Regions from separate parts of the Homo sapiens genome. Here regions 1, 2 and 3 are each linked to region 4. The links are chromatin contacts, found by Hi-C or POLR2A ChIA-PET in ENCODE. All regions are on one chromosome and are shown on one strand. Each heading gives the region's core, a stretch centred on a gene start or an enhancer-like site at or near the end of the contact. The rest is flanking DNA. Distances are from core to core; before and after follow the strand shown.

The links. A loop is a pair of places that touch in the nucleus more often than their neighbours do. ChIA-PET counts read pairs that join two places held with the same protein, here RNA polymerase II (POLR2A). Pooled maps may share reads with other maps.
Region 1: a map of PC-3 shows a loop between it and region 4 (4-fold over the local background). The contact joins two enhancer-like sites. A Hi-C loop is called at or near these places in 1 of 168 maps with a recorded cell type or tissue (PC-3) and 5 of 50 pooled maps. POLR2A ChIA-PET finds 5 or more read pairs at or near these places in 1 of 52 experiments (MCF 10A).
Region 2: a map of cardiac septum shows a loop between it and region 4 (4-fold over the local background). The contact joins two enhancer-like sites. A Hi-C loop is called at or near these places in 1 of 168 maps with a recorded cell type or tissue (cardiac septum), 1 of 37 single-sample maps with no recorded cell type and 8 of 50 pooled maps. POLR2A ChIA-PET finds 5 or more read pairs at or near these places in 1 of 52 experiments (WTC11).
Region 3: a loop to region 4 is called in a pooled map, with 2.1 times the contacts of the local background. The contact joins two enhancer-like sites. A Hi-C loop is called at or near these places in 1 of 168 maps with a recorded cell type or tissue (heart left ventricle) and 5 of 50 pooled maps. POLR2A ChIA-PET finds 5 or more read pairs at or near these places in 1 of 52 experiments (Panc1).

The regions. Positions count from the first base shown.
Region 1 is chr12:115,403,215-115,406,305 of GRCh38, reverse strand. All of the region lies in intron 3 of LOC105370003 (a long non-coding RNA gene), which reads left to right. Among named protein-coding and RNA genes, the nearest start is that of LINC02463, 480 kb to the left of the region's middle. Within about 2 kb of position 1,330, at least 2 of the 41 ENCODE cell types and tissues checked have a DNase peak (open chromatin) inside an H3K27ac peak, as active enhancers do.
Region 2 is chr12:115,449,249-115,452,610 of GRCh38, reverse strand. All of the region lies in intron 2 of LOC105370003 (a long non-coding RNA gene), which reads left to right. Among named protein-coding and RNA genes, the nearest start is that of LINC02463, 440 kb to the left of the region's middle. RefSeq lists a silencer at 586-695. Within about 2 kb of position 1,314, at least 4 of the 41 ENCODE cell types and tissues checked have a DNase peak (open chromatin) inside an H3K27ac peak, as active enhancers do.
Region 3 is chr12:115,324,723-115,327,838 of GRCh38, reverse strand. The region is part of intron 5 of LOC124903082 (a long non-coding RNA gene); the gene reads left to right. Among named protein-coding and RNA genes, the nearest start is that of LINC02463, 560 kb to the left of the region's middle. Within about 2 kb of position 1,803, at least 2 of the 41 ENCODE cell types and tissues checked have a DNase peak (open chromatin) inside an H3K27ac peak, as active enhancers do.
Region 4 is chr12:115,751,452-115,754,439 of GRCh38, reverse strand. All of the region lies in intron 1 of LOC105370003 (a long non-coding RNA gene), which reads left to right. Among named protein-coding and RNA genes, the nearest start is that of LINC02463, 130 kb to the left of the region's middle. Within about 2 kb of position 1,340, at least 2 of the 41 ENCODE cell types and tissues checked have a DNase peak (open chromatin) inside an H3K27ac peak, as active enhancers do.

The DNA.
Region 1 (3,091 bases), core at 81-2,580, 350 kb after region 4:
CATTACTATGATTATTATTGAGGCTGACCAACAGTTTATATGTTTGCCATACTTTTGGAGATCTTTTATGAAATGCCTGTTTGAATCTTCTGCCCATTTTTTTAAAATTGGGTTATCTCTCTTTTTCTTACTGATTTCTGAAGCTGTTTACATATTCTGAAAATGAGCCTTTACTAGGTGATAAGTGTTGCAAGTATCTTTTTCTTTTCTGTTACTTGACTTTTCACTGTTTTAATAGTGTGTCTTTGTGAACAGAAATTCGTATTTTATATACACATACACACACACACACACACACACACACACACACACACACACACATATATTTCCTTTAAATTTGATTTTTGGGGACTGTCTTTTGTTTTTGTTTAAGAAATCATTCCCTGCCTGAATAAAAATTAAAAAAAAAAACTCTCCTATAGTGTTTTCTAGAAGCTTTATTGTTTTTACTTCCATATTTAGATATACAATATATCATTTTGTTCTTTGATTTTTCTCGCATCATACAGCCTTCTTTTCTGTTCCTGGGATACCCCTAAATCCCATGTCAGAAAAGACGTGCAGCTTTATGACTTAGCAAAAGTGATAGCAACAACACAATCATAATAACCGAGATGCGTGCAAGACCTTGTGACACACATTTCCATCCATTAACTGATTTAATTCTTTCATATCAGCCCTTGGAAACTGTTGAAGTGAGCATCATAATGCCCATTTTAAAGATGGAAAGAGTGAGCCTTAGAGAAAAGTAACTTGCCCAAGTTCACATAGCTGATAAATAGCAGAACAAGGAGATTCAAATATAGATCTGCCTGGTTTCAAAATATATTCTCCTTTTATCGCCTGGTGTTGATTAAGATGACTTGAGGTTACTAAGTCCCTGTTACTCACAGTTTTGTGTAAGATTTTCCAAGAATCTCACAGGAATTTTGTGTGCAGCCAAAAAATTCCTGGTATTTCCCATGATGTCATTGGACTGAGATATAGAATAGGTTTCTTTTCATGTAATCTGCAGAGCAGAGGTGCACCAGAGAGTTGGGTCATCAGAGGGTTAACATTTTGACTTGCCTAGGGAAATAAGAGTTTCTTTACCTCTGGTCCTCCCTCATCCTCTGGGAAGCCTCGGATGCTGTTTTACAGCCTGGCTGATCTTACGGTAAATGATACAAGCAGCAGCTTTTAAAAATCCGAGTTGCTGCTTCGAGTATTAGAAATGCCTCTAGAGTTTGGTAGTTAAAGCCAAAGCAGATGGATAAACACTAGTAGCTGCCGAAGGTGGTGCATGATGTCAATGGAGAACAGGCAAGGCAGGTCTTTCGTAGGGGACAGCCGTTGTTTGACCTGGCAGCGCCCTCACTTCTTCAGGGACTGGTGATCCTTTGATAAATTGCTCCTGCCTCCTCTCTAAACATATGGTTTGAATAGAGGCTGTCCATGCTAGCTCCCCACCCTCTTGGGCTGGGTGATGGGTACAGCATTGGACACACCATCCAACAGAGCCAATGAGGTGCCTTCCCTGGGATTTTTCCAACCAAAGCAGGAAAGAAAGTCTGTTCCTATTTTGATACATCTCTGAGGAACACTTCCCAGGCAATAAATATCTATGAAATGAATGAATGAATCCCCATTGCCAAGTGAACTCTCAGAGGGTATCTCTGTTCATAGTGAGAATTTATCATGCTTTTGGATAAGTACGTGAATAAATTAGGAGAGCATGCGTGTGTTCATAAACGGGGATGTAAGAGAGTAAGTGAATAAATAAACAAGTGAATATATACTCTGCAATTCTGATTGTTTATATTTCTCATACTGATAGACATTTGCATTCCAAAGAGATCCACTTTGTTCCAGTTATCTTTGCTGTGTAACAAAGTGTCCAAAAACTTAATGGTATAAACAACCATTTCATTAGGTAACAGATTCTGTGACTCAGAAGTTTTGATAGAAGGTGCAGACAGGTGTTCTCTGCTCCAAGATGTCTAAGGTCTAATCTGGACATAATTCAATGGCTGGGATATGTAGGTGCTAAGCGAAGGGATTTCTAGGTGATCCCAGCTCCCAGGACCTGTTAAATCCTAAACCAGACCATGGCACTCCTCTGTTCAAAACGAACAGCTCACTCCAACCTCGTGACCTTTGCACTACAGCCCCCTCTGCTTGGAATTCTCTGCTACAGAAATCTGCAAGGCAGATTTACTTACAGGAACTGGGATCACTTAAAAATGCCATCGCTTAGCACTTACATATGGCCTCTCCATGTGGCCTGGGCTTCCTCTTAGTGTGGCAGCCTCAGGGTTAGTTGGAACTCTTACATGGTGTTTTGAGGTTCTAGCATAAGTGTCTTAGTGGACAGGGCAGAAGCGGTATTGCTTTTTATGAAGTTGCACAATATAACTTTTGCCATACTCTATTAGACTCTACTGGTCAAAACCTTAGAAGTTACACAATATAATTTCTGCCATACTCTATTAGACTCTACTGGTCGAAACAGTCACAGCCCACCCAGGTCTAAAGGATGGGAACACAAACCCCAACCGCTGGATGGGAGGGTGCAAGGTCATATTGTAGAAGAGCATATAGAATGGAAAATATTGTTGTGTTCGGAAAACAATCAGCCACATGATTTAAATCAAATCAATTGGTCTCTGGGGGAGTTTTTAGTTTTAGGAAGATATTTCTCAGGACTCCTGAAGTCAAAGCTTTAAGATGACCTCTTAGAGGATCTGTATATACCCTAGCACTGTCTAGAGCAAAGTATTCCACCAGGATTCACCAATGGAAATAAGACATAGTGGGTCGAAAATGGCCCCCAACTATGTCCACATCCTAATCCCCGAAACCTGTGACTGTGTTATCTTACATGACAAAAGAGCCTTTGTGTGTGTGATGAAGATAAGAACCTTGAGATAGGAAGAGGATAAGAGAGAAGCAGAAGTGTCAGAGTCAGAGAAGGAGATGTGATGCTGGAAAGAGGGCTGAGAGAGATGAGAAAAATGCTACACTGCTGGCTTTGAAAATCAAGAAAAAGTCCACAAGCCAAGGAAAGTGAGAGGACCCAAGAAACTGGAAATGGCAAAAAGTGGATTCTCCC
Region 2 (3,362 bases), core at 65-2,564, 300 kb after region 4:
GGGACTGGCTCCAAGTTAGGTGAGGAAGAGAGAAATAGAACAGGGAGAGAGGGAGAAACTAAGAGGGGATGCTAAGAGAGAAGAGAGCGACAGAATCAGCAGGAGGTGGAGAGAATCAGAGAGGTGGGGAGTAGGAGACAGAAAGGTCAGGAAGTGCACAGAGACAGGTACAGGAGACAGGGAGCAACTGGAGACACAGACACACATGCACACGCACACACACACGAACACGCGCGCACACACGCTCGCGGCGAGGGCTGGGGAGGGAGGGAATTTAGGGGAGAGGCGCAGACAAGAGACAGACATGGGCAAGTCACACACTTTCGGGAGAGACATCGCAGAGGGAGAGGGAGAGGAAGGGCAGGGGAGGGGAGGGGAGGGGAGGGGAGGGGAGCCCGCTCCAGCTGCCCACCCATCCCCCGCCCTTCCGCAACGCCAGCATCCTGCGCCCCTCCCCCGCCGCCTCTTATCAGCGGCGAGCGCGGCGCGCGGCGGCCTTGGGCTCGAGGAGGCGGCGCGGCGCGGGGCCTGATTGCAGGTGCGCCGGCGCCGCCGAGTCTGCAGCGGCCGCTCAGTGGCCGGCCCGGCGGCCGGGCGGGTGGCGGCGGCAGGCACGGCGCGAGCGAGGGGCGCGGGGGCGCGGCCTCCCCTTCGCACGCAGGGCGGTAGAATGAGCCGCACGGCCGCGCGCCGCTCGCCCCTCGCCCCGGGCCGGCCGTGAACTTGCCGGGGCCGCCTGCAGGGAGAGGCGGGCCCCGCTGGCACCTGCCGCCCTCCGCTCCCAACTCCGTCCACGCCCGGGGCTCGCAACCCACGCGGACAGGAGACTGCTGGCTATTGGCACTGTCACGACGCTGCTGTGTTTGAGCAACATCTATCTTGAGAGAGATTAATAAAAACAGCGACGTTTTCCAAAGATGCCACTGTTCACAGGACATCCATTGTTTTTTACTTGCTTGGCTGAAGTTAGCAGAGCCTTGAATAGCAGGGCCTACCTGGCTTTGCATCTGAACTTTGCCTTTTTCTAACTGTGGCCTTGGGCTAGTGTCTTGCCTCTCTGCATCTCTATCTTCTCCCCTGGGAAACGGGAAGAATAAAGGTGTCTGCGTCACAGGGATGCCGGGAGGTTAAAGACAGGCAAAGATATAAGTGGTTCAACAGTCCCCAACACATAGAAGCTGTTCTGTAGGACCAGGCTGGTGTTATCATCATTAGTGGGGCTGGGGAAGGGTTGACAAAGGAGCTGGTGGACATCCACCTCCTGCTAACCCCAAGGATCGGTGCCTCGGAGTCTCCTTCCTCTCGGCTGCAGGAGGCCAGGAGTCCTGGGTGTGCCTGCTGGCCTCCCTCGGGAATGGCCAAGTCAACTCCTGGCTCAGGGTCCCATATTCCTTCTCAGAAAAATGGGCCTTGGGCCATCAACCCAAGACTCTAATAACCTGTCTTTCCCCGAGGGTTGCCGAGGATCCAAGGGCAGGGTGGCTACACGCCTGATTTGGTATTGATATCTGGTTCCATCTCTAAGAGCTCTGTAGCTTTGGACCAGGTCATGTCACTTCCCCTAAGGCGCAGCTTGGCAATAGCAGCAGTGGTGCCTAGGGGCGTTGTGGGGATTATCTGGGTGCTGCAGCCCTGGAGCTGGGATTTTTCAGACCTCCGTGTGTGAAGTCCTGCAAGCTGAGAGCCTCCAGATGACCCAACTTAAGATCCACCCAAGCATGCACAGCCAGGACCCGCTCTCCCAGCTGCCGCCAACCAATGATTGGGCATGGCAGAGGTGCTAGAGCCCAGCCTCTCCTGCCTGGTTTGGGACTGCTCTGATGGCCGATCTTTGCGGGCCACTCCTCATCACCAGGCAGAGACTTTCTCGGAGTGGACCAGACCTATCCTGCAGGCTCTTCCTGCCCAGTCCGCCTCCCTTCTCTTCTTCCCCTGTGGGACCTGCATCCTGATGTGCAGGTTCTCCTGGACTACTCCTGCTTCATTCCCCTTTATCCTTCACAGACATCTCCCTCAGTAAATGTCTCATTCCATCTAGACTTCCGCTTCCCAGAGGACTGAAACTAACACAATGAATTAATATGTAAAAGACTCACATACAAAGCCCCTAGTAGGTGCTAGGAACTATTATTATTATTATTACTATTATGATGATGCCTTCCTGCTGTCAGCATTCTAACTGAATATCCTGAGCAAATGAGCTTTTTCTTCCTTTCTGTCCCATTTTCTCTCTATTCTGCAAACACTTCCCGAGAGACCCTCCCAGAAGCCAAGCTGCATGCTTCCTGCTGGATTTACAGAGCTCAGCCCCTGCCCTCTTCCTGCCCAGCAGGGGAGACAGAGAAGAAACAAGGATGATAAAAGCTTGGATAGGCAGAAGCAGCAAAAGACAGCAGGCTGGAGGAGGGAGGAGCAATCAGGGAAGGCCTCCTGAAGGAGATGATGTGTGTTACGTCATGAGAGATGAATGAAGTTATTCACATCACCCAGACAGAGGGGAGGATCCATACCCAAATAAGTTAGGCAAATGAAACACAAACCTATGGTGGGGCCAGGTGGGAAGTTTTCCGTTGGGAGGGTTTGAGAGTCTTTCTGGAAAGGGTGACATTTAATTTGACACTGTGGTATAAATACGAGGGCTGTGTTGCTGAATGGTTAGATGAGTGGGGGTCTCAAACTAGTCTGCTTACCAGAGCCAGGCAGGTCAGAGACATGAGTGATGGGGAATAAGGAGGCCCCTCATCTGCCAGGGGTTGGCTGCTCTTCATTTATAGTCAACGGTTGCCACATGGAAATGCAAGCCCAGGGGGCTAGATTTTCTGATTTTGCAAGGAGAGCTGGATATTTTAATGTGAAATTTCCCGTTTTCTTTTATCTTGATGACTCAGCAAAAAAAAAAAAAAAAAAAACATTAAGGGAAATGTAAATAAAACCAACAAACACTGAGCAGGTTGAACAAAACATATCCACGTGCCAGATTTGGCCCTGGAACCACCAACTTGAGACCTCTGGGTTGAAGCCTCGATGTTGGAAGAGAGGGCAGACCCAGATATCAGATCAAACAGGACCTTTGATGGACGTTCAAGCATTTTACTCTTCAAGTATTGACAAGGCCTCTGACCACCTAGCCTCCCTTGAATTTGAGCTCTAAGCGTTTTGGGATTTAGCATGAACTTTAACCCTTCTCTTAAAATCAGCTGCTCCTGAGACAGCCTTGTGCAAAGGGCATTGTGGTTCAAACAAGGAGGCCCAGAGGGTCCTAAGGCTGCAAACACCACGTCTGAGCACTTTCTTCCAGCTCCTGGTGGGTTTGCCACAGGGCAGGACGCGGAGCTTTCTAGAACCACAGGCTTGACTCCCAT
Region 3 (3,116 bases), core at 554-3,053, 430 kb after region 4:
TAATTGAAACATGGGGACAGTTACCTCCATGCTGTTCTCCTGATAGTGAATGAGTTCTCACGAGATCTGATGGTTTTATAAGGGGCTTCCCCCTGACCCCTATTTTGCTCATTCTTCTCCTTGCTGCTTCCATGTGAAGAAGGACGTGTTTTCTTCCCCTTCTGCCATGATTGTAAGTTTCCTGAGGCCTCCCCAGCCATGCTGGGGAGTCAATTAAACTGTGAGTCAATTAAACCTCTCTCCTTTATAAATTACCCACTCTCAGGTATGTCTTTATTAGCAGCATGAGAACAGACTAATACACTGTTGAAGGACACTTTTTGAATGCTTCATCACTCAGAGGTGAAAAATCAAAGGGCAATTATGCTGCATTTATAAACAAGTGTTTTTGCTACATTTCTTTAAAGCTACTCATGATTTAACATTTTAAAAAATCAGCATGGCTATGCCACGACTAGTGAATAAGGAGATGTGAATAATACACATCTTCCATGAACGTTTTGAAGTCATTGAAGCCTTTAGTAATGGACTAGATGGCTGGTATTATTGTTTGCATAATCCGCATATTTGGAAGGTCTCAGTTCCTGGGCTACCTTACCCTTGCTCCTAGTCAGTCTGAATCCCGTGCACCCCAGGGGGCTTAGAACAGTGGTTCTCCAACTGGGGTACCTGGACTAACAGCAGCAGCATAACCTGGGAGCTTCTCAGAAATTTACATCCTTGGTCCCCATCCTGAACCTGCTGCATCAGAAGCCGTGGGGGTAGGGCCTGGCAACCTGTGTTATTGTAAGCCCCCCAGGACATTCTGGTAGTCACTCAAGTTTAAGCACCCCTGGCCTTTTCCAAGGTTTTGGTGGCTAAGCTTCTGTTACAAAGCTGCCCCTTTTTCCTGAATTCCCCTCTCTAACCCTGGCCTCACCCTTAATTACATGGCAAAGGTGTGCATGGGGGTTAAGAGTTCAGACTCGGAAGTCAGGGTTCTGGGTTCTAGATTCAGCTGTACCCCAACCAGCTGGGTGACCATGGCCAAGACAGGTAATTTATTTGTATTTTGATTTCTTTACCTGTAAAGGGGGGATGATAATAATAATAGTGTTTGTCTACAATAGTGATTGCAATGATTAAATGAGTTATCACATTAGGGAAATCAAGCAGTGCCTGGCACATAGTAGGTGCTCAAGATATGTTACTGGTTGGGAACAGTGGCTCACACCTGTCATCCCAGCATTTTTGGAGGACAATGGGGGCAGATCACTTGAGGTCAGGAGTTTGAGACCAACCTGGACATCATGGTGAAACCACGACTTTACTAAAAATACAAAGAAAAATTACCTGAGCTTAGTGGCATGCACCGGTAGTCCCAGCTACTCAGGTGGCTGAGCCAGGAGAATCGTTTGAACCCAGGAGGGAAAGGTTGCAGTGAGCCAAGATCGTGCCACTGCATTCCAGCCTGGGTGACAGAGTGAGACTCCATCTCAAAAAAAAAAAAAATGTTACTAATCACAGTTATCAGTCTCCCACCTAGCAAGTAAGTGCCTTAGGTAGAGAACACGTGCTCTGATGGATTTTTGTCTATGCAGTGCCAAGCTGCAGGCTACATACCAAGTAGGCACCCCACTGCATCCCCCTTGGTCATGGTTTGACATCCCTGGCTAAAGTTTAGATCTTGTCCATTGTACTTGTTAAAAAGACAAGGCACTCATTTTTTCTTTTCTTTAATTGAACACTTTGTGAGTGCCAGGCGCTAGGCCAGGCCCTGTGCAAACATTACCTCACATAATCCTCATTGCCAGTCTAGGAAGAAAGGAACGTCCTTACGTAATAGAATAGAGGATAGACTCAGAGAGGCTCAGTGGTTTTCCTGGTGTCAACAGCTGGGTAAATGGCAGAGCCAGGATTATAAAGCAGGTGTGTCTGAACTCAACATAGAGGTTTCCTCTAGAGAAGAAGAAGTGAACTCTGTAAGATAGAGACTGCCTTTTCCTTTACTGGAAATACTCTTATAACCTTTTCTAATTATAATGTGACCTATATTTGTTTAAAACTTCAAACAACATAGAAATATGACATATATGGCAAGTGGACATATTCTAGTAACTCTGCCTACCAAGAATAAACACTTTGGTAATCCAGTAGGCATAAGTCTGATTTTTTAGGTACACATAAAAACACAGACATTCACTGTCTTTCTTAATAAAAAACAAAATCATACTTTACATCTTTTTATACATTGCTATTTTTAACTTAATCTACTGGGAAATCTTTGCATGTCAATACATCCATTTGCTAATGTCACATGGATTGAAAACTAGATCTCCTGGCTCCTCCCAGCTCTGTCCCATTCCAGGACCATTTTCTTTATGCCAATTGCCAATATTTCTCAGCCAAAAGCTGAGATTCTTGGCAGAGTTTTTCACTTGACCCAGTGTACCTTCATGTGTAAATAGGCTGTTCTCTAATTATAATTCATGATGTTTGCATGTAATAGAAGTCCTGGCCGAGAAGTGTTAACTTCATTGGATATCAACCACAGAATTTTTTTCTTCCAAATCACCACCCCCTCCCAAAAATAGAAAAAAGGAAAAGAAATGGCCAGGGCTACAGACAGGCCTTTATTTCTAATACATTGCCTGAGCCCTTGTATTAGGTCATGTTTTCTCTGGCGAGAACTGCCCTTGTATTTTTTTTTTTCCTGTCCGTTTAGTCTATAAATGAAATGGAGTTACTGCCCCTATTAAAATGGAACATTGTGCCCTTAGTTTGCTCTTAACGGGTGGGAAAACCCCATTAAGTGTTTGTGAAATATGTCTTAAATACAGGAATTTTAATCTAGTGGTCTAATAAATCCCTCTCCTCTACTCAAATGAAAGTCTTAGGTTTTCCGGCATCTGTTCAGTTATTTGTTCACCAAAACTTCCTTACAAAAATCTGACCCTGAGAACTGTGAATTAAGGACGTTTCTTCCATTGGGGTTTTTTTTTAAAAAAAGACATCTTTCAAAGTAAGAAGGAACTTTGACAGGTGTATTTCATGGTAAGACACTATTTTTGAAACGTGCCTGGAATTCTTGCTCTTGGAGGGTAAAAGCCATGAAATCTCTGTGACTGCCCCAGGAT
Region 4 (2,988 bases), core at 91-2,590:
AGTCTGAGCAAAGTACAAACAAAAGAAACTATTAGAATCCCAAAGACTTGTTCAGTGTAGAAAGCTTATACACATCCGACTAGTGAATGTGTCTTCTTCAGGGTGGGTGCTTTTGAGGATAACAGATCAAAACATGCACGTGTATATATGCAATGTGTATTACTTTTCATATATTTGTCAAAATTTACGTAGATGGCCATCTAGGAAAACTCCTACATGGTGCAGTTGGAAAGAGAGTATTTGATTTTTGCATGTTATCGACATACTTCCTGAGAATATTACAAATAAAAACATGTCATCCGTTCTTCTAAAGAAAGACATCTTTCTTCTCTCTATTGATTTTGGCAAATTTACTGTCTAATTTGAAACCTGAAGTAATAGAGGCAAAATAAACCCTAAAGAAGGACATCTAACTATGGGATTTTCCATTTTCTCTCTAAGAGATGGCACAGTTATTTAAAAAGGAGAACTCCCAGTGTTTCCTCTGGTTTTAAAGGACAACAAAAAATGTAATAGCCTGGAAAAAAGAAATGAGTCCATTTGATCTTAAGTAGAAATGCTTATTTTCATGGGAAACGCCTATCAACCTGATCTTGAAATATACCTGAATGAGCTGAATTCTTGCTCCTTTGGCAGCGCACTCATTCATTTCAGTTTCTTCTATTTTATTTTATTTTATTTTTTGCCTTTGTTCTGTTATGGTCTCGTAAGCTCTCAGAGGATCATAAATCTTTTTGCAAACTGTGATATGCTGATTTGGAGATCCAGATTAAAAGTGTGCAAAATTGGAGTTTCAAAGAGTTGCTATTATTATTATCTATTAACATAACACTGTAATAGTAATAACAAAAACATCAATAATAAAAGCAATTATAAAAGAGTCAGTCTTTCCCAGATTTTTCATTTTGCCTTTAAATAAAAAAAAAAGTGAAAAGAAGGCTTTGTTTCTAAATGCCTATTCCCAATAATGGAATAATGAGATATTAATATAGTAAAAAATTCATGCATTCCTATGCCTGAAGCTATACCATTAGATTCTTTTGGCAGCCTTGAAATGGGGTGGTGTGGGCATTTAGTGGTGTGGGCTAAGCAGGAAGATGTCTTATAAAAATAGTCAGCAGATGGCACTCCAGCCTCTGCTTACTAGTTTTGGACCTGATTTGGTTGCTGTGCTGTTCTTGGACGTTCAGACTAGGTTAGGGACAGGCACTTTGGGCCTGCTTTTGGATAGTTGAAGATACTGTCAAGAAATATAGAGAAGGAAGAAGGTAATCAAGTCAAGGAGCTGTATTTGGTGGTTGCTGGGCTGGCCGGCTCTTAAGAACCTTTTGCTAAAGCTAGAAAGGAACCATTTATCTTGGTATGGGTGTATTTTGCCCTGCCACACTGGGCGGGAAAAAAACTATTACGTCCTCAGATTATTCAGATTCTTTCAGGGATTCAGGAAAGAAATGAATTCTTTGGTTAGTGGTATAATTACAACACCTTCACATGCCCCGTGGTAATGGAAGACATTAAAAAAGTTTTCCTCAAACCTTTTCCCAAAAATTTCTGCTGAATATAAATCATCACAATAGGAATGCCGGTGGTAGTGGGAGAAAAGGGAGATGATCATGTGTGGTTGTGTGTTTGTGCAGTTGTGTGCATGTGCAGGGCATTGTTAGACATGACATTGTTAGAAATGGGAAGGCAATTGACAGAAGAATATGATGTTGAATGATGAGGATAATGGTTGAAAGCAAAAGTGACATATATTATGAAGGTAGAGTCAAATTATCTGAACTAAAACTGGGGATGCATGAACCAAAATTTTTTCTTGACCACTTCTCAGTGTGAGAGGCAAGGATGGGAATTAGTTCAGAGGCCAAAAGACTTTAAGTTCTGGGACAATGGATGATTATAGAAACACTGCTACAAAGCATCTAAAGTGGGAAGAGTCCTCAAAATCGGGGGGTGTGGGGTGATGGTATTTGGCCACCAAAGTTTGGGGAGAAAAGGGAAAAAGAAGTTTTCATTTTCACAGAGGATTCGAGGTCTTCAAAACACAGCTTCCAAGTGCAGTGAAAACCTCAATGTACTGGAACCTGGCCAATCAGAGCCAAAAAGGCAAATAACCAGGAAACAAGTGGCTATCAGGAATGTATTAACAACAGAAATAACAAAACTTTTTATGATACATCCTGGAGTCTAAGTGAACCAGTTCTTTATCTCTTTTGCATTTTCTGCAGCTCTAATTTTATATAAGACAGAAAAATCTATTTTTGTTTATTCAACATACTATTTTAGAATTACAAAATCTTAGTTAGAAAAGCTGGCGGTAGAATCCAAGCCCTTACTCAAGAAATGAATTCATCCCAGTACAGAAATAATAATTGTGGATCATAGGTCCTTTGTTGGAACCAGAAACTGTGCTTGGTGTTCTACATTTGTCATCTCATTTCATCTTCATCAAAATTCATGAGAGAGGTCTGTTCTCCCACTTTATAGGTGAGGAAACAGTCTCAGAGAGGTTAGGTCATTTGCCCAAGATCACATAGCCTGAAAGATAAAGCTAGAGTTTAAACACCTGGCAGAGTGAGCCTCAAACTAGGACATTTAAGCATGGTTTTCAAGTATACATTCTGAGGCAAGAAAGGGCTCTCTGTTAATGAAGAAAATCCATTGAACCAAAAGTCCCCTTGACCTTTCCTGGAGCAATGTCCCAGGGGAGAGAGATATTTGAGGTATTGAGAAATGGGAAGTGAAAACTTACTGTCCTAAGGAGATGCCATTTGGGTGGAGGCTGAGAGAAGCCAACAATTCTTTTTCTTTTAAGACAGTCTCACTTTGTCACCCAGGCTGGAGTGCAGTGGCGTGATCTCAGGTCATTGCAACCTCTGCCTCCTAGGTTCAAGCAATTCTTCTGCCTCAGCCTCCCCAGTAGCTGGAATTACAGTCATGCACCACCATGCCTGGCTAATTTTTATATTTTTAGTAGAGACAGGGCTT